Linked DNA regions of Homo sapiens: region 2 is linked to region 1. A link is a loop called in an ENCODE intact Hi-C map of the cell type or tissue named here. Cell type or tissue: MCF 10A. All regions are shown on one strand. Each heading gives the region's core, and the rest is flanking DNA. Links, peaks and the distances in the headings are about the cores only. Region 1 overlaps FMOD (fibromodulin). Region 2 overlaps SOX13 (SRY-box transcription factor 13).

Region 1 (15,420 bases), core at 5,011-13,010:
GAAGCCCTGGTATATATCCTAGAAATGCTCTCAAATGCAAGCCCAAAAGAGAAGTGAAAGGATGTTCACTGCATTATGTTTTTAACAGTAAAATATTGGAAAACTATCTAAACGTCCTTCAAAAGGAGAAGAGAGAAGTAAATTTACAGGAGCTAGAATGAATGAACTGGAACTATGAGAATCAATATGGATAGATCTTAGACACCCAATGTTCGGGGAAGAAACCAGAGTGATACATAATGTATGATGCCACATGTAAAATCTAAAGAAACAAACAACTCTCTATGGCTACATAAATATGTAATAAAAGTATAAAAATACACCAATCTCAGAAGAGCATTTACCTCTGCAGGGGAAGGGAGATGAATGGGAAGAGGTAAAAGGAGACTTAAAATATAGTTCCAATGTTCTTTTTTTTTCTTAAAAATTTACCTAAAGCAAATATGACAGAATGTTAACATTTGTTAACTCTGGTAAACAACTAGATGGTAAATACATTGGTCTTTGTTATATTGCTTTCTGTGCTTCACTGTAGGTTTTTAATTAATTAATTTTTTTTTTTTTTTGAGACAGTCTCACTCTGTCACCCAGGCTGGAGTGCAGTGGTGAGTTCTTGGCTCACTGCAACCTCTGCCTCCGGGGTTCAAGCGGTTCTCCTGCCTTAGCCTCCTGAGTAGCTGGGACTACAGGCAGGCTCCACCACACCTGGCTAATTTATGTATTTTTTAGCAGAGACAGGGTTTCGTCATACTGGACAGGCTGGTCTGGAACTCCTGACCTCATGGTCCGCCTGCCTCGGCCTCCCACAGTGCTGGGATTATAGCATGAGCCACTGCACCCGGCCCATTGTAGGTTTTTAAAAGTTTCATAATTAACAAAGTAAGGAAAGATACAGACTCAAGAATAAAAGTGAGCTGGGCGTGGTGGCTCACACCTGTAATCCCAGCACCTTGGGAGGTCAAGATGGGAGGAAGGCTTGAGGCCAGGAGTTCGAGACCAGCCTGGTCAGCATGGCAAGACCCCATCTCTATTAGAAAAGAAAAGAAAGAAAAGGAAAAGAAAAGAAAAGAAAAGAAAAGGATAAATGTGAGTTGTCATCTGTATACACCAACCCAGGATGTCCCCTTTTCTTTTTCTCTGCTGTTTAGTTTGGTGAATAGACGATGCCTTCCTTGGGCTGTTTTTGCTGTTGTCAGGGTATCATACACCAAGGCCTGGGTTTCAGGTGCCTGGGACTTAGTGCTTGGCTGGTATTCCATTCCCAAGGCCCTGGAAACATCTGTCTGACATCCTAGATGAAGCTCTTTTGTCTGCCTTATGGAAGTCCCTGTTAGATGGCACAGTGCATTGAATAGTGTCCCCCCAGGATCCATGTCCACCCGGAACCTTACAATATGACTTATTTGGAAACAAGGTCTTTGCAGTTATAATTAATTAGGGGTCAAGATGAGATCGTAAGATAAATATGTACAAATATTACGTGTCCGTAATAAATAAAAATAAAAATAATTTAAAAGATGAGATCCTAATGAATTAGGGCGGGCCTGAAATCTGATGACTGGTGTCTTTTTTTTTTGTTTTTGAGACAGAGTTTCACTCTTATTGCCCAGGCTGGAGTACAATGGCGCAATCTCAGCTCACTGCAACCTCCACCTCCTGGGTTCAAGCAATTCTCCTGCCTCAGCCTCCCGAGTAGCTGGGATTACAAGCACCTGCCATGACAGCTGGCTAATTTTGTATTTTTAGTAGAGATGGGGTTTCACTATGTTGGCCAGGCTGGTCTCGAACTCCTGACCTCAGGTGATCCACCCAGCTGGGTCTCCCAAAGTGCTGGGATTACAGGTGTGAGCCACCGCTTCCGGCTATGACTGGTGTCTTTATAAGAAGCAGAAGACACAGAGACAGGGAGAAGATGGCCATGTGAAGACACAGGCAGGTGAAGACTGGAGTTATACTAGCACAAGCCAAGGCACACCAGGAGCCACCGGAAGCTGAATGAGGCAAGGAAGGATTCCTAGAGCCTTTGGAAGAAGCATGACTCTTCCAACCCTTGACTTGGGACTTCTGGCCTCTGGAACTATGAGAAAATAAATACATCTTAAAAATTGTTTTAAGCTACTCAGTTTGTGGGTACTTAGTTACGGCAGCCCTAGGGAACAAATGGAAATGGGTTCTGTGGATCTGAAACCAGATTCAAAGCAGTGTTAGCTTTCACCAGGATGTAATGTTTCTGGATTAAGAAGGAGGTGTTTGTATGTGGCAGTCCTAATTTATATAAGGTCATTCTATACCCCTGTTGGTGTCTCTCTTACCCAGTTCCACAGAGCTGTCTTGGCGGCTGGTATATGGATGAATGCAAGGCCAGGCATGGTGGTTCACGTCTGTAATCCCAGCACTTTGAAGGGCTGAGGCAGGAAGATGGCTTGAGCTCAAGAGCTTAAGACCAGCCTGGGCAACATAGCAAGACCCTGTCTCTACAAAAATTGAAAACCAAATTAGCTGGGCATGGTGGCGGGCACTCGTGGTCCTAGCTACTTGGGAGGCTGAGGTGGAAGGATTGCTTGAGTCTGGAAGTCAAAGCTGCAGTGAACCACGATTGAACCACTGCACTCCGGACTGGGTAACAGAACAAGACCCTGTATCAAGGGGGAAAAAAAAGATGAATACACCTCACAAACCCCTTCCACAGATTTCTTGAAAGGAAAATCTTCTATTTTTTGGCTGTTCGGCATCTGAGCCCTTTATTTATTTTGGGAAATTCCCCACTATGTGAGACAGAGCCTGACTCCTATTATTAAATATGAGATTGCCAGATACTCACCTCCCAGTCTCACTTGCTGGTAGGGCACTAGCACCTGACTTGGTTCTGCCAGTTTGACTTGGAATTGAAAGTTAATGACATGATAAAGCAAAGGCCCTGTGGAACCCACCCTGATGACGGTAGGGCAGTGATGGCAGTGGCCTCCAGATTCCATAGGCAGGAACAGCAGCAGTTCTCATAAATGGAGCTCCCGAGTCTGTGCCAGGGCGGGGTGGGGGGTCTTTATGGACATGAACTTGGGTCCTTGGGTGTTGTTTCTGATTGCATGCCCTCAAGCTTGGTCTGGAGCCCTCCCAGAACTACCTGATATGCCATCCCCCTTTAAACGAACAAACGAATGAATTCTCGTTCGGTTTAAATCAGCTAACTTCAGTTTCTGTTGTTTGCAAACTAAGAACTGGGACTGACACAACCCAGCCTCTAGCTGGTGGTCTGGCCCCAAATGGTCCTTGATGATTATTTCTTGGACTTCTAGGACATGAATGTTTAAAAATATTCTGTTTTGGCCGGGCCCAGTGGCTCACGCCTGTAATCCCAGCACTTTGGGAGGCTGAGGCAGGAGGATCACGAGGTTAGGAGATCGAGACCATCCTGGCTAACACGGTGAAACCCCATCCCTACTAAAAATACGAAAACGAAAAATTAGCTGGGTGCAGTGGCGGGCGCCTCTAGCCCCAGCTACTCAGGAGGCTGAGGAAAGAGAATGGTGTGACCCCAGGAGGCGGAGGTTGCAGAGCGAGACTCTGTCTCAAAAAAAAAAAAAAAGTCTGTTTTATTGTCCTATGAAAACATAGGTATTTATTAAAATGTGTCATAATTTTTGGCTCAGAAAACATAATAAGTGAGGCCAATGAGAGATGCTTTTCATAATTTTAAGGTGCCTATGGGCTGAGAGTCCCCTTAGGGGAGGACGGGCCAGGAAACACCACCTGACACTTGCTCTGGGCCAAAGCCCTCAGGGCTGTTCTGGGTCCACTCCCCTGCTGCCATAAGGACATCCCCTCTGCTCCTGGCTTACCCTTGCTACAGGGCTTGGAACTGCTTATGCCCCTGACGCCTTGACCGTGTGTATACCTTGATTGTATATATCTGTTTCTACTTTGGGACTTGAGTTTTCTGGCTCCTTCCTTGGAATAGCTTTCCGCACACCTTCTTGTGCAAACTGCCATTGTTGGTCTTGTTATCTGACTCAGATCTACCTCTGGGACTGCCAGCTAAGCCTGGCACTGATAGCATGCTTCTGTTATTGTCCCTGCCTGCCTCCAGAGTCCTATTTTGCCAAAACTCATGGCTCTGATGAACACTTGTGGAGAAAATGTGGGGATTATTGGGGTAGAATACAAGGACAAAGCTGCCGATTCTCTATTTCTGGTGGGTTGTAAGAAAGTTCAAGACTGACCCCTCTGATTTCCAATACTCTTGCTTATGTAGGTAGGTCTTCTTATTGCCTCTTGGAACTCTGACCCATTTCCTGTTTTTATTTCTTAAACTGGGTCAAATGTACTTCTGTTCTTTCTCCCCTACGTGTAGCTCACAATCTGGACACATAGATGGAAACAGCTCATTTATCTTTAGTGTTTGCAGTTTCTTTTGGAGCCCAGCATGGCTGGGCATGGTCTGCTTGGTCCTTTTGTCCATTCCAGTCTTTCTGGACTCATTTCCCCCTTCTTCTGCTCCCTGGACCACACGGTCCAGGAAAGGATTAGGTCCAGTTTATTGTGCCATTTCATGCAGCACATATGAGCATGGCCTAGTTTCCAGAAAAGTTTCCTACTCTGGAAACCTGGGCTGCTACAAGATTGAGCAATGTGTTTGCTCCATCTGGGCACAACTTTCTAGCCTAGGTACCCAGAGGCTCAGCTGGCAACAGGAGTCATGTCTACTAGCTCCCATCTGTCTGAGGCAGAAGAATTTCTGGGAGAGTTTGAGGTCTACACAGGATACTGAGTCTCCTGATGATATACATCAACTGTGGACCCTGCATCTGAGTGCTTAGTAGAATAAATGGCTGAGCTAGCAAACAAAGCTAACAAAGAAGTGCATTGCAAGCCCCCAGTGAGAGGGAGCTTGGGGCTGTTCTGCAGCATTCCTGGCTACCCTGCCCCTCATCATTCCCCACCCTTGGAAAAAAAAAATGAACATTTTGTCCCTATGCCTTAATTGGCACTTATAGCAAACTACCTCATGGGTTCTTGAATGAACTAGGTGTCTTTTAAGTTGTTAAGGTAAAACAAATGTTAGTTATTATTATTTCTATCACATGCCATGGCAAGAACCTTGAGAACTTTACATTCAACTTTCACATACTAAATGCAGCAACTACTGACACATTATCTAGCTCAAGGTTTGCATTCAGTAAAAATTTGTTGAGTGATTAAGCTATGTTCATAGAGAGAAAAGACGATGATTTGCCTATTTTTCTTGCCTTCCCTCTATGATCCATGTTTCTGCTTGTCTTTCCTTGGCTTGACTTAGAGAGAAATGGGAAATCCTATCTTTGTTTTTCATACATCTAACAGAAATGTAGCATTCCTTTCAATTATGAAGGTAACAAACCACAGCCTTATTAGCAGTACCTGAGGCTTTGTCACCAGCTGAAATCACATATATTTTTATTTATTTTTTATTTTTTGAGATGAAGTCTCGCTGTTGCCCAGGCTGGAGTACAGTGGCTCTATCTTGGCTCACTGCAGCCTCCGCCTCCCAGGTTCAAGCAATTCTCCTGCCTCAGCCTCCTGAGTAGCTGGGACTACAGGCATGCGCCACCATGTCCAGCTAATCTTTGTATTTTTAGTGGAGACAGGGTTTTATCATGTTGGCCAGGCTGGTCTTGAACTCTTGACCTCAAGTGATCCATCCGCCTGAGCCTCCCAAAGTGTTGGAATTACAGGTGTGAGCCAGAGCACCCGGCCCACAGATTTTTTTTTTTTTTTTGAGACGGAGTCTTGCTGTGTTGCCCAGGCTGGAGTGCAGACCGCTCACTGCAAGCTCCGCCTCCCGGGTTCACGCCATTCTCCTGCCTCAGCCTCCCGAGTAGCTGGGCCTACAGGCACCCACCACCACGCCCAGCTATTTTTTTTGTATTTTTTAGTAGAGACGGGGTTTCACCGTGTTAGCCAGGATGTTCTCTATTTCCTGACCTCGTGATCCGCCCGCTTCGGCCTCCCAAAGTGCTGTGATTACAGGCATGAGCCACCGCGCCCGGCCAGCCACCGCGCCCGGCCAAGATATTTTTATATCACATTACAGTTGTTAAAATAGTTTGATATGCCATTTACATGCATCAATAGTTTGAAATGACTATAATTAACTAGACCTGTTGCTAAATCTTGTTATTCATCGACTTAATAAAGAAACATATATATTATTATATCAAAAATGTATATGTTTTATATTTTGGTAACTGTACTTCAATGTAATTAGTTTCCTTTGTAATCCTTTACAAAGTCTTTGTAAGCCTAGGCATGTGGCCTAGGCGGGCAGATCGCTTATGTCCAGGAGTCGGAGACCAGCTTGGGCGACATGATGAAACCCCATCTCTACAAAAAAGCCAAAAGTTAGGTATGGTGGTACATGCCTGCAGTCCCAGCTACTTGGGAGGCTGAGGCAGGCAGGAGGGTTGTTTGAACCCAGGAGGTGGAGGTTGCAATGACCTGAGATCGCGCCACTGCACTCCAGCCTGGGTGAGAGTGAGACCCTGTTTCAAAAAAAAAAAAAAAAAAAAGGCCGGGAGTGGTGGATCACGCCTGTAATTCCAGCACTTTAGGAGGTCGAGGTGGGCGGATCATGAGGTCAGGAGTTCGAGACCAGCCTGACCAACATAGTGAAACACTGTCTCTACTAAAAATATAAAAATTAGCCGGGCGTGGTGGCGCACACCTGTAATCCCAGCTACTCAGGAGGCTGAGACAGGAGAATCGCTTGAACCCGGGAGGCGGAGGTTGCAGTGAGCCGAGATTGTGGCACTGCACTCCAGCCTGGGCGACAGAGCGAGATTCCTTCTCAAAAAAAAAAAAAAAAAAAAAAAGGAAGTTGGGAAAAAGTGGGCTAAGTGGGCTGCGATTTAAAGGTTTCAGAAAAGGCTGGTGGTGCGAGATGAGATGCTGCCCACTAGTGGCTAGAAGGCAGAACTGTGAGCCTGCATGTAAGGCAGGCCCTGGGACATGGGGTTTGGGACGGTGGTAATTAAGTTTCTTCGTACTTGGGTCTGAAATAAGAGAACAAAGCCTACTGCCTTTGACCCCTGCCTACTGCATCAGCGTGATCAACTGAAACTCTCTCCCTTTCTCTCTGTGCTGCAGCCATTTTCGCTGTCTAGAGCCTCAGAAGCTTCCTTGTGCATTAGGGTGTGTATGCATGCTGCTATCTTTGCCTGGACCTGCCCTTCCATCTCTTCGTCTGGATTACTATGCTCTCACTCTGTATCTCAGAGTATCTAGGCCAGGCTCCTTGATAATCCTGGTGTAGACCTATGCTCATCGTCACAGCTCTTTCTCAGTCTAACTACATGATCCTCAGTGTGATTTTTTTGCCGTTGTTCAAGGACTGTCACTGCACTGGACTACAAGCCCCCAAGGGCAGGGGCTGTTTGCTTTTGTTCTCTGCAGTATCCCCAGTTCCTGCTCAGTGGCACTCACTAAACATTTACTGATGAAAAGTGAATTTTGAATTGGAAATTCATAAAGGAACTGTGAATGCTAGCAGAATGGATTTGGGTCCATCTCCAAAAAAAGTAAGATGATCTTTCTCTATTTATGACAGCCAGTGACCCACAAGCCTCCTGCATACACCTAATAATCCAACAATACAAGGATCCTTAGGACAGCACAGTGTAAATAATATTGCAAAACTGACAGGCTGGGGAGACAGACGGCCAGGGTCAGATCCTGGCCTTGATGCGTCCTTCCTGGGTGACCTCTGTGTCTTTGTTTCCAGTTTCCTCCTCTGTAAAATAGTGAAAATAATAATCTCCATGGTAGAGAATGGTGAAGAATACTAAATAAGTAAAGCCCTTAGCACATAATAAGACTGATCAAATGGCAGCTGAAAGAAAAAGAGTCAACTGAGCCTGAGGGACAGTCTATTCTTGCTACTCTGTTTCTTACAAAGCACTGGGTTTAGAAACAAGGGAAGCCTTGCAGCAGGGCTGGCTCCCATTCCTCTCCCTGCTCTGTCTTGGTTGGGATGCTCATGGGAGCTGCAAAGAAGCAAAAACGGAGAGGCAGAGGATTCCTCCTTATAGTTAGATAATTCCTGCCCTATGTGCCACATCTCTGTCTCCTCCACATGGCATCTTCCTGTACTGGAGATCCAAGGCAGAGGGGCCTTATCTGCTGTCCTTGAGGAGAGGACTGTGATTAGAGCTATGATTTCTTTCTGGTAGTTTCACACACTAGCATTCCTGCCTAACTCTCACGTCAGAGAAGTATAGTCAAATTAGTTTACTTTGGCTTAAGATGGAGTTGTAACATTTGCAACATGCTTGGTACAGAATTTAGTGCCCAATAACTATCAGTTGTTATTTCCCTATCAGAAAATAGTGGATTGTTCTGAAGGCACAAGCCTAGTCTGCCCTCCTAACTTATGCGACATTTGCTAAGCACCTATCACAACATCTGGCACTCAAAGGCTTTCACGATATGAACACAGGATGAATGAGAAAACAAATGGGGGGTAAAGGTTTGTTTTCCTCTTCCAGGGCCAACGGGCTTTGGCAGGCTTGGCTGCCCTCAGATCTGCACAGTTGCCACTAGAGGGCAGAAGCAGTTAAGACAACAATACCCAGGACTAGCCAGATCCCGAATTACCGGCTTTGCAAGAGAGGATGGTGGAAAGGGTTGAAAAAAAAACCCCAGTTATTCTATATCTCTTGGGGACCATATGGAAGGGAATGTGTAGAGAGGATTGAAGTTAGACTTAAAGAAGAACTTCCAGAACACAGTTTGCTAACTACAGCTTTTATACAAGTGACTTTTTTTTTTCATTTTTTTTTCCTCTTAGCTTCATCTGCCCGAACAGAATAGATGAGAAAGAGGGCTCATCAGTCCAAGGCCTGTGTGACCTGCGACCTCACCAGGTCCTCCTAAAGTAACCCTCCTGCAGTCTGCTTTAAATGACTCCACTCTTGTAGATGCAATCATAAAATAACTTTATTGGTCAGGTTAGCCACCACTCATGCTTTTCCTGTAATAAGGATCCTTTATAAAGGCATGATGGTGTTCACATGCAGATGCTTTCTGAAGAGCCCTGGGGCAGGGGGCAGCCTTGCCCCTCACATCGGAGCTCCTTTGTTGAAATGAGCTGGTTTGGCTTTTGTGGATTCCAGGTCTGGAGCCAAGAACGTAGTCCAAAGATCCCCTCTTCCCTTCTCAGGGAAGGTGCTTCAAAGCATACACAGTATCAGGGATGTGATGGCATCTGGGCAGAGCCTATACTTGGGCTAACTCTCCTCCAACAGTCCTTGCCCCTGACTGCCCAGATGGCTTTGTCCCAACCTTGCCCAAAGGGCAGGTGGGTTAAGCCCCAGGCAACATTACCTTTTGAAATGGGAAGAATTAAGTGCTCCCCAGCCAAACTATAAAGCAAAAGCCACCTTCACTAATGAGGATATAGCTCAGAGATGTGAAAGCAGAGGGTTGTATGCCCAGCACAGGCAAGATTTGGCTGCCTGGCCTGGGCTTCACGGACCCCAGCCAGAGCTGGTACTTTTTAACTATGGCCTTAGGACAAACCAGGTGAAACAGATTAACCACATCCTCCTTCTTTGGGCTAGCAAGTCCAGGGCTGCCTGGAGTCTGTCTCTACCATCAGGATATAGAATCTTCCTGCTTGGATAAAAGGAGAGGACAAACTGTGTTTCTCATACTTTAAAAACCATGTGGCCGCTACCTTTGTGGATAAAAACCCAGGTAGGATGCTGTTTGGAATGCAGAAAGTGCTGGGCAAGAATGGAACTACTGGGGCTGCTTTCTCAACTCAGCCAATTTGAGGTGTGTTTGGCCCATTGCAGATGCTGATGGTAAGCAAAGTCTGGCCTTTCCTCTTCTGAAGTCTTATCCACCTTCAAAGAGCTACCCAGCTGCCAAAATATAGCCCTATACATTGATCTAAGCCTGAGGTTGGCTGTCTCCTCCCACATCAGGTCATGAATATTATCATCATGCTGGTGACCTCCAATCTGGTGGCTTTCCAGGGGTGAGGTTAGGGAGGTATAGAAGTGACTCCTGGTGTCCTTTCACCCTCAGACACAGTGTGGGTTGTCTCCACAGGTTGCTGGGCAGATGCTCACATGCCTTGGGGTCTCCTGACTCTGCTTAAGGCACAGAAGAGGCATCTGTGGAGGAAAGTGGAGTGGGTGAAGTGGATTTCAGAAGAGGCAGCTGGGCAAGAGGTATATTTTGAGAAGCAACAAATGGGAGCCCAGAGTAACTGCACGACCAGCCCAGCACAGAGGGAGAGCTGTCAAGTGCTGCTCACAGACAGCCAGGGATTGTTAGAAAAGTATGGTTATATACTATTGCCCATGCCACTTTTGAAGTTCCATGACCTCAGATCATTGGGAAGAACTTAAGAGCCGTGAGATTTATGGGGTTGGAACATCCAGGGATCCTTCCATCTACCACCACTTCTGTCCCTGGAAAAGAGTGAGCTTCTGCCTATGTCCTCAGCAGAAGGCTGCCTGTCCCTGATCGCCCCCCCTAACCCCACCTACAGGAAAGAAGACTACAGAGGGTGCCCGTGGACTTCTGTCACATGGTCCATCCTGGACCTTCCAGCAAAAGCCAAACCAAACCATCAAGCCAAATGCCACGGGGGCTCTCCGCCCAGTACCCGGTGCCAGGGCTGCTCAGATCTCGATGAGGCTGGCAAGGCGCAGGCAGAGGGGCGCGTCGGCAGGCATGGCGCTGCGCTTGATCTCGTTCCCGTCCAGGCGCAGCACCTGCAGCTTGGAGAAGTTCACGACGTCCACCACGGTGCAGAAGCTGCTGATGGAGAACTCTGTGGGGACAAGAGGAGCACGGGTCAGGGAGAGAAGCCCAGATTACGAACCTGAAGCCACAGTGAGATTAGCCTTTGTGAAGCAGCTTAGATAAAGGGGTGGAAGTTGGGGATGGAGGGCAGATGTTTTCCAGGATTGGAGTCATACTTACTGGCGCCACTAGGGGCAGAACTAGGGACAGAGTGAGGACTGTGCCTGCGTCTGCAGCTCACCTCCTAACCACCAACCTGAACTTTACTCTGCAGGCCCAGGAATGTTCTTAAGCGTCCTTCCCTCTGGGACATTTTTTTTTTTTTAGCAGGATAGGGGGGCAGGTGGGCAGCTGTGGGCAGCAGTAGGAAGCAGAGGGTAGCCAAAGACCAACCGTAGACACCTTGAAATACTTGATTGTTTTTGGAGAGGGAGGGCTTTGCTGAATTGCTGTGAGAAAGAAGACTGGGGAAATGGAGGGACTTAATACTTTACAGATAGAAAAAGTGGCAGGAAATTAAAGAGAGAAAGCCTGGGCCGAGAGACAAGTGTCTTTGTGTGCCAGGGCTTTGAGTGGGTTGCACGTCTCCATTCTAAATACTGCCAGAGCAGTGAGCAAGGCTCTGAGTTTAAAGGAAGCTGGGGACTCATAGAGCACTGGGGCTGCTAGGGACCTCAAAAGTCAAATAAATAATTTCCCTGCCTCCTGCATTTAATATGATTACAATCTACTCCCTTTTTTAAACCTGAAAAGAAGTCTCCTAAGATTTTCCCCTAAACCGCAGAATTCTAGTAGAGACAATAGTTCTGCTTGGATGGTATTAGCATAAATCTTTCTGTTGCTATTAACCCTGTTGTCCCTCTGGTTGTCCTCTTTGACAAATCAACCACTCTGTCTCCAGTCTACTGGGTCAGTAACTTGAAAGGAAAAGCCAAGAACTCAGCTAAAACTTCAGGAGAGATGGCAAAAGTCACCATTGAAAGCTGAGGAAGCCTCGTAGGGCTGTCTTTACCATGGTGAATGAGGCTTTCAGGAAACTTGCTCCTGTTGTCATTCTCTGCAAAGGGGGTTTGAATGAAGTTACCCATTGGGTCTTGAGGGTAGGATTGTCCATGGACACATCCCTAGCAGCTGTAATACTTGGGTAGACCCAGAGCTGGGGCTTGCTGTTGTACCAGAGGCATCCATCGGCTTGCAGCAGTGGTCAGGAGGTGCGTCAGTCTGGGGCCAGGCACGAGGAGTGGGGGCAGGGGGTGCTTTTCTAACTCTATTCTTAGGTGTGACCATGAGGGCTCCCCTTGGGAGAGGTTATAGGTATGAAGAAGACAGTTCCAAGAAAGACAGCATGGAGAGCTTAAAGAGGCTGATGAAAAAAGTGTTTTTAAATTAGCATTTTCAATGGTTTTCAGTCTCTGTTAAGCACTGACCAAGATAAGATGAGGTGAGGTTGCAGCAAATTAACTTGTATTGCAGGCATAACACAGAAAATCTAGGCCTAAAGAAAATTAGACACTGAGAAAAGTAGCGGAAACTGGGAAATACTCGTCTTTGGAAAACACTCCTGGTGGGGTAGAATTTCTGGAATACTTTTGGATGTTTCCTTTCTGGTCCCAAGGACTAGATTAAGTGGCCTCTGAGTGAGCAGGTTGGGGGCAGAGCCTAGACCGGGGCTGGGTCTATGTTATCTGTGTACAAGCAGAGCAGTGGGGTGAGGAGAAGAAGCAAAGTGGCTCAGCTTAAGTATCATTTCCAGCCCTACTTAGGATGGAGCTGCAGGCTCCGTGATAGATTCTTTCCCAGCCTGGAGCCCTCAGACTGCCTGCTAAAATTCCAGATCCCAGCTGTGGATAGGTAAATGTGGGACATACCTGTGGGGAGCTAGACACACAGTGTATATGGACTCTAGCCACATACTGGGTACTGTGAGCACCCCCCCGTCTTCCCCAAGCCCATGAATAGGACAGGCTTCTGCGTGGAGGCACTGGAGGACATTTTTCTAGCCCAAATTAAATACTGACATAAGTCTTTCCAAATTCCTACTGGTGTACCCGCCCTGCTCCACTGAATCCCAAAGCTTCTGAATAACATTCTGAGCTGTGTTCTTGCCAGGCTGGAAAAACTGAGGGAGATACTGATGGAAGAGGGAAGTGGCGAGGAGAGGACCACATCTGATTCCCCTGTGCGCCCCTGAGCTCCTGTTCTTCTTTAAGCTCCTCTCTCAGAAGCTTGTTTCAATCCCACCTCCAACACCCCCCATCCCCAAGTCCCTGACTGGTTTGCAGGGAGATGTCCCTCACGTTTGCTGTAGGAGAGGGGGCTGAGCTTGGGGAGCTGTTTTCCTGCTAGTGGTCTGCATCAGAGAGATATTCCTCACCATTCTCAGTCGGAGATGCCTGGCTCTAGGTCCTTTAGGTCAGGATTCTAATCTACATCATCTGGAGGACTTTGAGAGATGGCTTTACCTTCTCTGTGTCTCTTTTTCCCCAAAACAACAACAAAAACTGCCTGTCAACTTTAAAGTGGCAATGAGAAGAAAGGCTAATAATAATAGCTATCATTGGTTTTTAAATTCTATGCCAGGCCCTAGACAAAGCACTTTACATATATTAATTCACTACTTTAAGGAAAATAAAGCATTATTTTGTCTAAAAAGAAGGCTGAGAGAGACTAAGTGATACCTAGTCACGGGGCTTGGACTTAAATTGCACAAGAATTGATTTGGGAGTAGACACCGAAAATTTGGGGGTTGTTTGAACAGAGAATTTGTTTGCGGGACCTTAGGAAACTGCACTAATTTTATTTTCTGACAAGCGTCTGGAAGAGGTGGTCCACCTCCCATTTGAGTGGCAGATGTGGTTCTGCATGAAGGCAGAACGATGATAAAAGGTTGTGATGAAGCCTTTTCCATCCCAACTTTCTCTGATTGTATGGGTAGGTGCTAATAGATTCTTTCCCATGACAGCTGTTCTTTGCTGTCACAGTTTCAGGGTCAAACTTGGATGAAGCACAGCATACGTGTGACATTTCTGATGTGACTGCTCCTGGATTCAGAGTGTGTGGCAGGTAAGTAGTGGTAACTGCTGGTGTGATGATAGACAGCCACAAGGAAATGTCAAACGTCTGCAGCTTGCAACATCTTCAAGATGTCTTGGCTGGGCGCGGTGGCTCATGCCTGTAATCCCAGCACTTTGGGAGGCCGAGGCAGGCAGATCACGAGGTCAGGAGATCAAGACCGTCCTGGCTAACACGGTGAAACCCCGTCTCTACTAAAAATATAAAAAGTTGGCCGAGCGTGGTGGCAGGCGCCTGTAGTCGCAGCTACTCAAGAGGCTGAGGCAGGAGAATGGCGTGAACCCAGGAGGCGGAGTTTGCAGTGAGCTGAGATCATGCCACTGCACTCCGGCCTGGGTGACAGAGCGAGACTCTGTCTCAAAAAAAAAAAAAAAGACGTCTTAGAGGACCCCTCAATCCCCACCTTGGGAATAAAAAGACCCCAAAGAAAGAGAGATTTTAATAAAAAAGAGTTTAGGCTGTACATGATGGTGTCAGGCACTTCAAACTAAAGGTGCCAGACAGATGCCTCTTTGCCTTGCCCACCCGACTGTCAACTCCCAAATTGCCCTCTGGGGCTGGTGCCTCTCTCACTCAGAGGGCTGCCCAGCTTGTTAACATCTTGCTCAATGACTGATCTGTTCCCTGAGCACAGGGGAGAAAGGAATGAGAGGGAGAGGGTGACGACTCTGTTCTTCTCAGCGCTTTGATGGTGCGGTTCTATCTCAGCAGGCTCCACTTCAAAGCCCTTTGCCAGTGGTCGTTAATGAGTCCTCCCTTCTCCAGATGGAAGAGGACTTTGCTGACAGGAAGGGAGGTCAAGTGCTGGCTCAGTACCTTCCAGCTGGGATTAAGACATCAGAAGCCCTGGGGTAATGTAAGCATGTTCTGAATACTAGATCCTAAGACTAAAGGGAGCTGAAAATCAGCTAGATAATTCCATCTGAAATGAATATTTCTTAGAGTCAGGGAGGCAGCCTTTTTTTTTTTCCTTTGGGCATTGCAAGGAAGTGCTTATGAAACAGGAAGCCCAGTGTCCTAGGCTTGGTGGTAGTCAGGCTCATGTTACCCTAGGAAGGATATCTGCCCTGCCACCAGGGGGTCCTTGTACTCCAGGAAGAACTGACCAGAACAAGTGCCGCATTCAGCTCTGAGAATAAACACCAAAACACAAGACCAGGCTGTAGACGCAAGAGTAGTTCAAGTGGAAAAAGAGAGCTCATCCTCTTCTGGGACAGTGAGTAAGTGCAGGGCTTCAACCCACCATTCTCCTGAAACAGACTTTAGAAGCTAAACTTAAATCTCCCTCCCTTTGAAGTATTCCCTCCTAAACTTCTCCGAACTCATCTCTTACTGCTCCCTGACACATGACCCCTTCATCTCAGACACGTGACATTTCCCAGCTGTCCCCTACATCGACAGGTGACCTGTGAAAATGACTGGCTCCTTTGTGGCAAGCCTCTGTCCCAGAATGTCTCCATCCTGCATACCCCCAACCCATGCCCACTTATCTCTCAAGACCTGGAATGAAACTTACCTCTCCTGGAAAGTCTTCTTCTGTACCAACCCACTCCCCAC
Region 2 (9,470 bases), core at 1,471-9,470, 790 kb after region 1:
CCTCATGGGAGTGGCATGGCGGGAAGCTGATGGAGTTTGGGCTCATGCTGGGCTGATGCCCTCAGCTTCTCTCGCTTCTCTTCCCTCTCTTCTGCCCTCTCCCACAGGCTTCCTTGGTGAAGGGGACGCTGTCACCAAAGCCATCCAGGATGCTCGGCAGCTGCTGCACAGCCACAGTGGGGCCTTGGATGGCTCCCCCAACACCCCCTTCCGTAAGGTATGGTCCCCCACTCCCTTGAGCCTAGGGGCAGCAACAGATGGTGGCCAGGAGTGGAAGACACAGTCTGAGGCCACCAAGAGAGGAGCATGGGGAGGAGTGGGGTGATGCAGAGGAGGCTGATGTCAGGTTGCCCCTGTCAACCTAGGACCTCATCAGCCTGGACTCATCCCCAGCCAAGGAGCGGCTGGAGGACGGCTGTGTGCACCCACTGGAGGAAGCCATGCTGAGCTGCGACATGGATGGTGAGGGCTCAGGCGCAGGGCTGATGCGCAGGAGGGCCCAACTCTGTATTCCACCAGGGCCAGGGCTGTGTCTGCCTCTGATCTCTTCCCTCCCTTGGTCTGTTGGGTCCTTTCCAGGTGTGTGTGCCTCTGCTGTCCCATTATGTGTCTGTCGGCTCTGTCTCTGAGTCTGCTTTCCTAAGTTTTGTGACTGCTGAGTTTCTGCTCTCTCTTGAGGCCATACCGCTGTGATTTTCTTGTGTGTCTGTCTCTGGTTCCCTGGCTGGGCCTCTGCGGATAATTTGCTGTTTCTTCTGCCCCATCTGCTCCTGCCTTGCTCCTCCTCGGCTGGCTGCTGTGGGAGCCTCCTCAGTGCCTCCTGCTGGTCAAGTAGGGGACGTCTCTCTGCTGGCCCTGGGGCACTCTCCTGACCCCAGACAGGCTGCTTGGCTGACTTCACTCCTGTCTCCCAGGCTCCCGCCACTTCCCCGAGTCCCGAAACAGCAGCCACATCAAGAGGCCCATGAACGCCTTCATGGTGTGGGCCAAGGATGAGCGGAGGAAGATCCTGCAAGCCTTCCCAGACATGCACAACTCCAGCATCAGCAAGATCCTTGGTAAGGGCCAGTGGCTGGGGCCATGGTTCAGTGTGACCTGGTTGCAGGAGCCAGCTGGGTCTATTCAGGGCTTGCTTGGTGATATTCCATACTGTGTTGGACTCCAGTGGAATCTGACGACAGGGGTGCAGGAGTTGCTGGGGATGTGAGGGCAGCTGGGTCCTGGGGTCTTATATCACTGAAGTGTTCGGTAGCACCTGTCCTCAAGAACTCAAGGAGTGTGCGTGTGTGTGTGTTTACATTCTTTAGTACTCCTGATCTAAACCTAACCTGTTCCACTGTTTGTCCAGACCCTTGCTCTGGCAGAAAACAGGAGAGACTAGTGTTCCTGGGCTGTCACTAGAAAGATTTTTTTAAATTATATGTCCTGATTGGTGGCCACGGAGGGATGTTGGGCAGGGCAGATGGAGCTCGAGGGGCCAGTTGTTTTCAAGACTGAGGCTCCTCCAGTGTCAGCGCAGGACTCTGTCAACTGAGACATCAGGTATTTTGTCCTGAGCAGGGAGCCTGTCTGGGTTGTTGAAGGTCTGAGGTGGCTGCTCTTTTGTTTATGCAAATCAGGCAGGCCAGAGGCTCAAGGAAGTTGCTGGATTGTTAGGAACATGGGTGGGTACTGAGTCTTAAGCTGGCAGTTGGATATCCCTATACAGGCCAACTTCATTCATTTGCCCAATATCCAAGGAGCACCCGTATCGGGCCAGGCCCTTGCTAAGTGCTTGCACATATATTATCTTATGGACCCACCTGGGGATCAAGGTCTTCTCAGGTCCTGCATGGGGCTGGGGGTGGTCAGCAGAGCCCAGCACTGACTGCCTGCCCCTGGGGGGTTGGGTCAGGATCTCGCTGGAAGTCCATGACCAACCAGGAGAAGCAGCCCTACTATGAGGAACAGGCGCGGCTGAGCCGGCAGCACCTGGAGAAGTATCCTGACTACAAGTACAAGCCGCGGCCCAAGCGCACCTGCATCGTGGAGGGCAAGCGGCTGCGCGTGGGAGAGTACAAGGCCCTGATGAGGACCCGGCGTCAGGATGCCCGCCAGAGCTACGTGATCCCGTGAGCAGGCCCCCCCGCAGGCAGCCAGGAGACTGTGTGTACATGTGTAGCTCTCATGAGTGGCTGGGTGTCAGTGTGTGGCCTGCCTTTGTGTGTGACCCCAGGGGTGCTGTGTGTATGCGTACGTGTGTGTGTTATCTGTGTATAGCTGAGCCTGCACGTGCGACCCGACTGTGTATGGCTATGTATGTGACTGTGGTGAGCACTCAGTGGCTGAGGATGTAGGAATGTGACTGGAGGACTGGCCACGTGGACCTGGAGAAAGTGCCTGTAGATCCCACGGCCGATAAACTCAATAGAAATTCAGAGGTGCTAGAAATCAAAGTATTCATCACACAGAAAGGTTCCTGACTTGACTAAAGCAAGCACCCTAGTCTATTCCTTTAAACAGGACATCTCCCAGGGCATTTAAAATATACAATTTCTGCCTGGTATAGTGACACACGCCTGTAATGCCAACACTTTGGGAGGCTGAGGCAGGAGGATCCCTTGAGCTCAGGAGTTTGAGACCAGCCTGGGCAACATAGTGAAACCTCATCTTTAAATAAAATTAGCCAGGTGTGGTGGTTCACACCTGTAGTCCCAGCTACTCAGGAGGCTGAGGCAGGCTCAGGAGGATCACTTGAGCCTGGGAGGCTGACGCTGCAGTCAGCTGTGATTGTACCACTGTTCTCCAGCATGGGTGACAGAGCATGACCCTGTCTCTAAATATAAGTAAACAAAACATAAAATATACAAGTTCTAAAAACTGGATTCACACATGATCCTCCAAGAATATTATCTGTTGAACACATCTATGGCCCTAGGTCTGCAGGTCATCTGCAGGGTCGTAGGTGCCAGTGAATTTGGCCATCAGAAAGCAGGCTGGGGGCAGGGTATATAAGTCACAGCCAAGAGTGTGTGGAGTGGGAGTGCATGCTCTGAGGAGGCCTGGAGGGGAGATGGGTTTGGGGTTGAATCAAGTGTGCATCCATCACCGTTCCCCTTCTCTGCCCCACAGCCCGCAGGCTGGCCAGGTGCAGATGAGCTCCTCAGATGTCCTGTACCCTCGGGCAGCAGGCATGCCGCTGGCACAGCCACTGGTGGAGCACTATGTCCCTCGTAGCCTGGACCCCAACATGCCTGTGATCGTCAACACCTGCAGCCTCAGAGAGGAGGGTGAGGGCACAGATGACAGGCACTCGGTGGCTGATGGCGAGATGTACCGGTACAGCGAGGACGAGGACTCGGAGGGCGAAGAGAAGAGCGATGGGGAGTTGGTGGTGCTCACAGACTGATCCCGGCTGGGTGGGCCTGGCCCCTTCTCCTCTGGGGAAGACCTTGTCCCAACTCGATGGGCACAGCCAGCCAACCTAAGACTATGTTGGTACTTGGACTTGTTCGTGCCCCAGAGATGGGCAAAGCTGTGCACTTGCAGATACATTCATGAGGGGAGAGGCGCCCTCCCTTCCTGAGGAGCTGTTGGCCTGGGTGGGCAGGAACTGCAGTATGGCCATGGGCTGAGCAGGCTGAGCACCTCAGCCTTTAGGGCTTATGGCCAGGGGACACTGTATGACTCTCCTCTCCTGCAGGTGTCTATCCACCTGGGGTATGGCATCTACCGACCTGTCTCCCTGGGGTCACATGCTTTGTTTCCATTCTTGTCCTGGCTGGACCAGCCACTGTGGGACCAACACCCCTCCCACACTCCCCCAGACTGCTCGTCTATCACCAGGATCGCTTTGTACTTTGTGCAAAAGGGTCTGGCTGTCCCTTGCTGTTTTCATCTCTGCCAAGCCTATTGTGCCTCTGGCTGCTGTATGTGTGCGCGTGCACGTGTGTGTGTTTCATCTGTTCATTCACTGCACAAGATATTTATTGAGTGCCCACTACGTGCCAGGCACTGTTGCTGAGTTCCTGTGGGTGTGTCTCTCGATGCCACTCCTGCTTCTCTGGGGGCCTCTTTCTGTGCTTCTCTTTGTCCCCAAATTGCTACCTCTTTGTCAGTCTGGGTGTCTCAGGTTCTGTGTGTCCTTGTGTGCATTTCTGTCTCTCTCTGTCCTCGTCTCTCTGCAAGGCCCTCTATTTCTCTCTTTCTTGGTGTCTGTCCTTTGCCCCCTGTGCCCTCTGGATTCTCTGGGTCTATGTAGGCCCCTGGTCTGCCCTGGGCTCATCAGCCTTCCTGACCTCCTCCTGCCCTCCCCTTCACTCCCTCCCTGGCTCTGCCAGTCGGTTCCCACGGAGCCATTTTTAGCTCTGATCAGCATGGGAATGTGCCTCGGCCTCCAAGGGGCTTTGTCCTGGTGCCCCCGCCCCTGGTCCCAACCTGATCCCACGAGGGAGTTGGGACAGGAGGATTGATGGTGCTCCCCTTCCTGCCAGCGTCAGAGGCCCTGGAGAGGGGCTGTCCATGGCAGCTGGTCTTTATTCCTCCCTCATGAGCACAGGGTCGGGGGGGTCCCCATTCTTGGAAGAGGTTGAGAAGACTCCTGGGCTTCAGCCTCTCCCACCCAGCCCTGCCCCTCACCTGCCTGCCCTCCCCTCCCCCACTCTATACTAGGGACTGGATCTCAGCCTCTGATCAGTTTCACAAAGTTTGTTCCCTAAGGAAATCAAATCCCATTGTCACCTAACTCTGAAGATCTAAATAGCCCTTGGATCAGTATGGGAACCCCAAATCCCACAGGGCCAGATGTGGAGTCTGTGTCTGCCCCCGTCTTCTCTCCATCCTCAAAGCCCCCACTTCTCTCCAGGCTGTTTCTTTTTTTATGACTGTAAACATAGATAGTGCTTTATTTTGTTAATAATAAGATAATGATGAGTAACTTAACCAGCACATTTCTCCTGTTTACACTCGGGGGATTTTTTTGTTTTCTGATGACATAATAAAGACAGATCATTTCAGAATCTGGCCCTTGTGCAGGGGAGGAGGGAGGCTGGCCTAAGTCCAGAATTCCCAAATATGCCACCAGCCTGGGCACCACTGTCCCCTGGTGGCAGCCTGCAGGAGCTTCAGGCCTGGGGCCTCAGAGGAATTGGCTTAATGCAAGGGAATCCCAGGCCAAGCTTGTGAGTGACACATGCCCTCCACAGAGCCCACGCTGAATGCCCCTACCTTGACGAGGTGAGGCCACCCGGATCCTAAGAAAGAAGGCAGTAGTAAGAGCACTGTAATAGGAGTCATGAAGCTCGGGGTCTCTCTAGAACTGGCCACATGGCTGGGGTTGGGGAGTGGGAGCCAGGTCTCTCCTTTGGGGCCTCATTGTCCTCATCTGACAACAAGATTAAACCTTATACCTGGTTCTTACCATTCAGAGAAGTAGCCCTTTGAGACTCTAATGAAAGCTGTGGATCCTTTTCTTAGAAAAGGGCCCACAAAGGTTTACCCTGAAGCCCATCTGAGGCCCCTACGATGCTAATTAATGAAGCAGGGTCTCTAATGATAATGCTTCAGGGCTCTCTATCCATGACACATGCTTTGAGTGAACACTTCAGACCTAGTTATCCCATTAGGAGAAGTAATAGGCCTGCAAGGGCCGGATGACAGACTGAAACACCTCAAAAATGCATATTAACCAGGCTCTAGAGAGACACATCTTGTAGTGAAAAATTAATCCCATCAGTATAGAGTGGGGACAGCAAAACCGAATGGCAGTAGTTCTTGTGGAAGAGTTGGACTTGGGCTGCATTAATAGAGGCTTGTGTTCACAACAGGGGAGGTGATGGTCCAGTGTACCCCACACAGACCTAGTCCCAGGGGTAGCGTGCCCTTCCTCGCCCCCTCACTAGGGAAGTCTCACAATGGAGGGGCCCTGAAGCAGGCACCCCACATGGAGGAGCACAGGAGGGATCCTGGTGCACATTGTCCTTAGAGGAATAGTCAGAAGGGTCAGGCGTGTTTCCTCTAGAAAAGAAGACAGAGTTGGACAGAAAGGACAAGATTGCTTTCTCCAAAACTGCCAGGTGGGCAAAGTGTAGTATTGCACAAAGTTCATGAGGCAGAACTTGAGCTCCTGGATGAGGTTCAAGACTGTCTTGACATAAAGAACACCTTTTCCACAAAAAAGAGTGAACTTCCCAACTCAAGTCCTCAAGCTCTTGAGTACTGGTGGAGGGATTTCTAGATTGGAGAGGGTAGTGGTGAGAGAGGGTAGGTGTGGTGGTTGATTCTAGGGCCACAAAGTTGGGAGGGTGTGGAATGGAGACTGCCCAAGAATTAAGGGCCCAGCCATTTGGTATGGGGAGCGTCCTGAACGCTGGCTGGCTGTTTTTTCCCCAGCCCGGGTTCTCAGAGCCTCCTCTCCTTCGCCCTCCCCACGCCACGTCTGGAAAAGATGCAGGCAGAGGTGGGAGGAGGAGCTGGCGGCGGCGCCTGCCCCCTGGTGGTCACGATGGAGAGCTGCCCATTGCACCTCCCACTCCCCTCAGCCCTCTGCCCTCCGGCCCTCCGCTCTCCGCCCTCCCCTCTCCGCCCGCCCCTCTCGGCCCCCGGCCTCCTCCACTCCACTGGTGGGTCCAAACCATGTCCTGCCAGTCTCAAGACTCTCCCAGCCTGGCTCATTCCCACCTGTCGGTCCTGAGTTCCTCTTCCCTCCCGCAAGTCCTCTTGTCTTGCCTGCCTTATTCCCTCTGCTGAGACACAGTTGCGGGTCCTGGAGCCCCACCCCTGTCTCATGAGAGGCAGGATGGGGCCAGGTGGTTGGAGAGGCCAGGAGCAGAGTGCTGTGGTCATTACCAGGAAAGCTGGGCTACAAGTTCGTCCCCTCCGTGCGTCTCCGGCAGAGACCGAGGGGCAGAGCCCGTTGGGAAGGTGAATGTGCCCAGGAGTCCTTTAACTAGAGCTCTTTGCTAAGAGTCCTGGAAGGGGCCCGAGGGGGTGGAACCCGGATCACACTGGGAGGCTCCCAGGCCTGGTGCTCAGCCAGGAGGACAGGAGTGCTGGTTAGCCTGGGGTGGCAGTGAAAGGAGCCAAGGTGGAACTCCCAGACTTTGAGGAACAGGGTTGTGTTCCCTGCCACCACACCGGCTCACTCCCCTGGAGGACTGGGGGAAGGAGAATGCTTTCTCAGAGGCGGCAGTGGGATGATGTCTGCTGTTAATTCCTTCCCATACAGATGGTGGTCAGGACCTTAGGGGCACAGGACAATACCCGGGGGGGGGGGGGGGGCTCTGTCCCAGCCATTCCCTACTCACCACTGCAACACTTATCTCCAGCGCAACAGCATCAAGACCCAGGAGGCTGGAAACAAAGCTGGCTTCACAGTGTTAATTCTGCCCTCAATTCCAGAGGTGGCTCAGAGAGGAAGAAGGAGCGGGGACACTGCTATTTAGTCCAGACAGGTAGTGTCTATGATGACCACCTGACCCCACAGGTGACCCCAGGGGGCCCCTACCTGCCCAGCCCTGGCACCATCCCTATGCCTGGGCACCTCTTTCGCTCGTGTCCCCCCACTGTCACCCCCCGAGGCTGCTGCCCATGGAGGGCCTGGCTATGCTGGATCACCATGACCTTGAAAGCTCCAGCTGCAGGTGCCAGCTCCAGTGGTTGCCATGGCACCAGGGTGCTTTTTGCAGGCAAAAGCCAAACAACCAGAGTCCACCTGGCAGGCTGCTGCTGCTGTTGCCTCTGCTGCCCCTAAGGGCACTGGGCACTTACTGGCAGGGGGGCAGTCCTGGAGCAGCTGCTGCCCAGTGCACAGCCTGGGAAGTATAGCCGGAGTGACTGGGCTGCCAAGAGGGGTGCCCCCTTCTCATCTTTGAGTTTCTGCTCTTCCTTCTGGCCTTCTGAAAAAGTGACGGATTGGTTCCAGAAATCACTCCTGCCTGTTCTCAGGCAGAGCAGCCCCTTCCCCACCCCACTGACAGCTGGGAGCCAGACATGACCGAGGAAGGTGTCCTGAGCACTTCTATTTAGAATGTCACTGGTTCATCTCCTGGGTCAACCAAAGTCCTTGTAATCCACAGCCTAGTTCCCCCTAAGCAGTGCTTTACCGGGTTTAACTGGTAGGTTCTACTAAGAGAGTCAAAGGCACAGAAGCTGAGTGAGAGAAATAGGGGGCCCTGCCCAGAGCCTTCGGAGCTAGGTGCACAGGAGGATGTGTGCAGGCGGCTACCTTGACTTCAGCATGAAGCCCAGGTGGAGGGGGGATATCAGGAGGGGTTACAGCACCCCTCAGCCCCCACGCAGGGGTCAGTTCCTCACCATTGTCACTCAAGACACAGCAGTCCGGAAATGAGCATTTTAATGCAGAAAGAAAACCATGATAATTTACAAATGAATCACTTTCTGGGCCAGAGCCAGGAAGGCCCCAGGAGCTGTGAGGGTAGAAAGGGAGGTGGAGGCTGTTGAGTGTCCGGGCAACCAGTTTAGTCAGCACCTTTCTGATGGGATCCTGCCCAGGCTCTCCCACGATAGGCCCTGGGGGGCCCTGGCCCCCACCCCATCCTCTTGGCTCCCTCTAGTCATTCCAGATAGGAAGACCTCGGGTCAGCTTCAGGACATAAAGTAGAGCTGGAGAGACATCCCTGGAAGGAGGGCCTGAGGGCCAGGGAGGGAACAAGGCAGGAGACTGCTGGTTCTGGTTTTGGCCACCTCACCCTTGGCCACGTCCCCTCCGGCTAAGCCACAGCACAAAGCAGAGCCAGGCTCTGGAGGCCCAGGGCCTCACCACTCCCTCTCCTGTCCCCCCAGCAGGGGGACAAAACAGAAGCACAGGAGAGCACGTTGGGGAGCATGTTTCCTCGGGCTGAGGTTTGATTGGATCTGGTTTGGAGAAGGTGAGGGATCTCAGAGGAGGTGGCTGCTGGGGAAGATGTCATGCTCAATTCTTGGCCCCCACCCATCACCAAGATAGGTACATCCATGTGTCAGAGTTGGTGTGATGCTGGTTTGGAGCTCAGCACCTCCCACATGGGGCATGCAGGGGGAGACGGACTGGAGGCTCAGGGCACTGGAGGTAGAAAGGAGCCCTCCCCGCCTCCTTCCCCAGGCCAGGAAGGGGTAAACACACATATAAGGCAGCCCCAATTCCAGCAGGGCCTGAGGCTGGGAATGATGTGTTTCCCAGGGGTGGTTATGGTTCAGGACCTGGCTGCAGGCACTTCCTCCCAAGCCTGGTGGGGTGAAGGGGACCCCCGGAAGGGGGTCCTATCAGCCCCTCCAGACAGGAGAATGAGGTCTTCAGTGGCAACCACTGGGGTCTGGCGGCAGGGACAGAGCCTTCTCCCTGGACACCCATGTGTCCCCTCTCCCACCCTGTCCAAGGGTGTGGATCCCAGAGTGCAGAATTGAGCTCTGGAGAACAGGTCTGGCCAGACAGATGGGTAGGGGAGGGATGGGGTGGCTGGTCACTTTGGCATCTCCAAGGCTGACGCTTGAGG

The links. Hi-C counts contacts between places; a loop is a spot of excess contacts. Peaks named below come from ENCODE experiments on the same cell type or tissue, not always from the same donor. Only the 100,000 strongest peaks of a DNase experiment are listed, where the experiment ranks them.
Region 2: a loop joins it to region 1, with 7 times the contacts of the local background. A loop is called at or near these places in 5 of 110 quality-filtered maps.

The regions. Positions count from the first base shown.
Region 1 is chr1:203,331,676-203,347,095 of GRCh38, forward strand. It overlaps FMOD (fibromodulin), which reads right to left. Exons shown (of 3, transcript NM_002023.5): 3 at 8,953-10,819. The coding sequence ends at 10,668. Among named protein-coding and RNA genes, the nearest start is that of FMOD, 12 kb to the right of the region's middle. RefSeq lists enhancers at 10,716-11,218, 14,202-14,862. In MCF 10A, for the core only: CTCF peaks have their summits at 6,950 (motif pointing left), 8,558 (motif pointing right) and 10,977; DNase peaks (open chromatin) are centred at 6,946, 8,586 and 10,986.
Region 2 is chr1:204,122,747-204,132,216 of GRCh38, forward strand. SOX13 (SRY-box transcription factor 13) reads left to right here. Exons shown (of 14, transcript NM_005686.3): 10 at 108-217; 11 at 366-462; 12 at 915-1,058; 13 at 1,895-2,111; 14 at 3,112-4,997. The coding sequence ends at 3,388. ETNK2 (ethanolamine kinase 2) reads right to left here. Exons shown (of 8, transcript NM_018208.4): 8 at 8,316-9,470. The coding sequence ends at 9,438. Among named protein-coding and RNA genes, the nearest start is that of ERLNC1, 14 kb to the right of the region's middle. RefSeq lists enhancers at 2,781-3,282, 3,283-3,782, 7,133-7,636, 7,637-8,139, 8,156-8,692 and 1 more. In MCF 10A, for the core only: CTCF peaks have their summits at 5,089 (motif pointing left) and 6,465 (motif pointing left); DNase peaks (open chromatin) are centred at 5,065, 6,435, 6,975, 8,415 and 1 weaker place.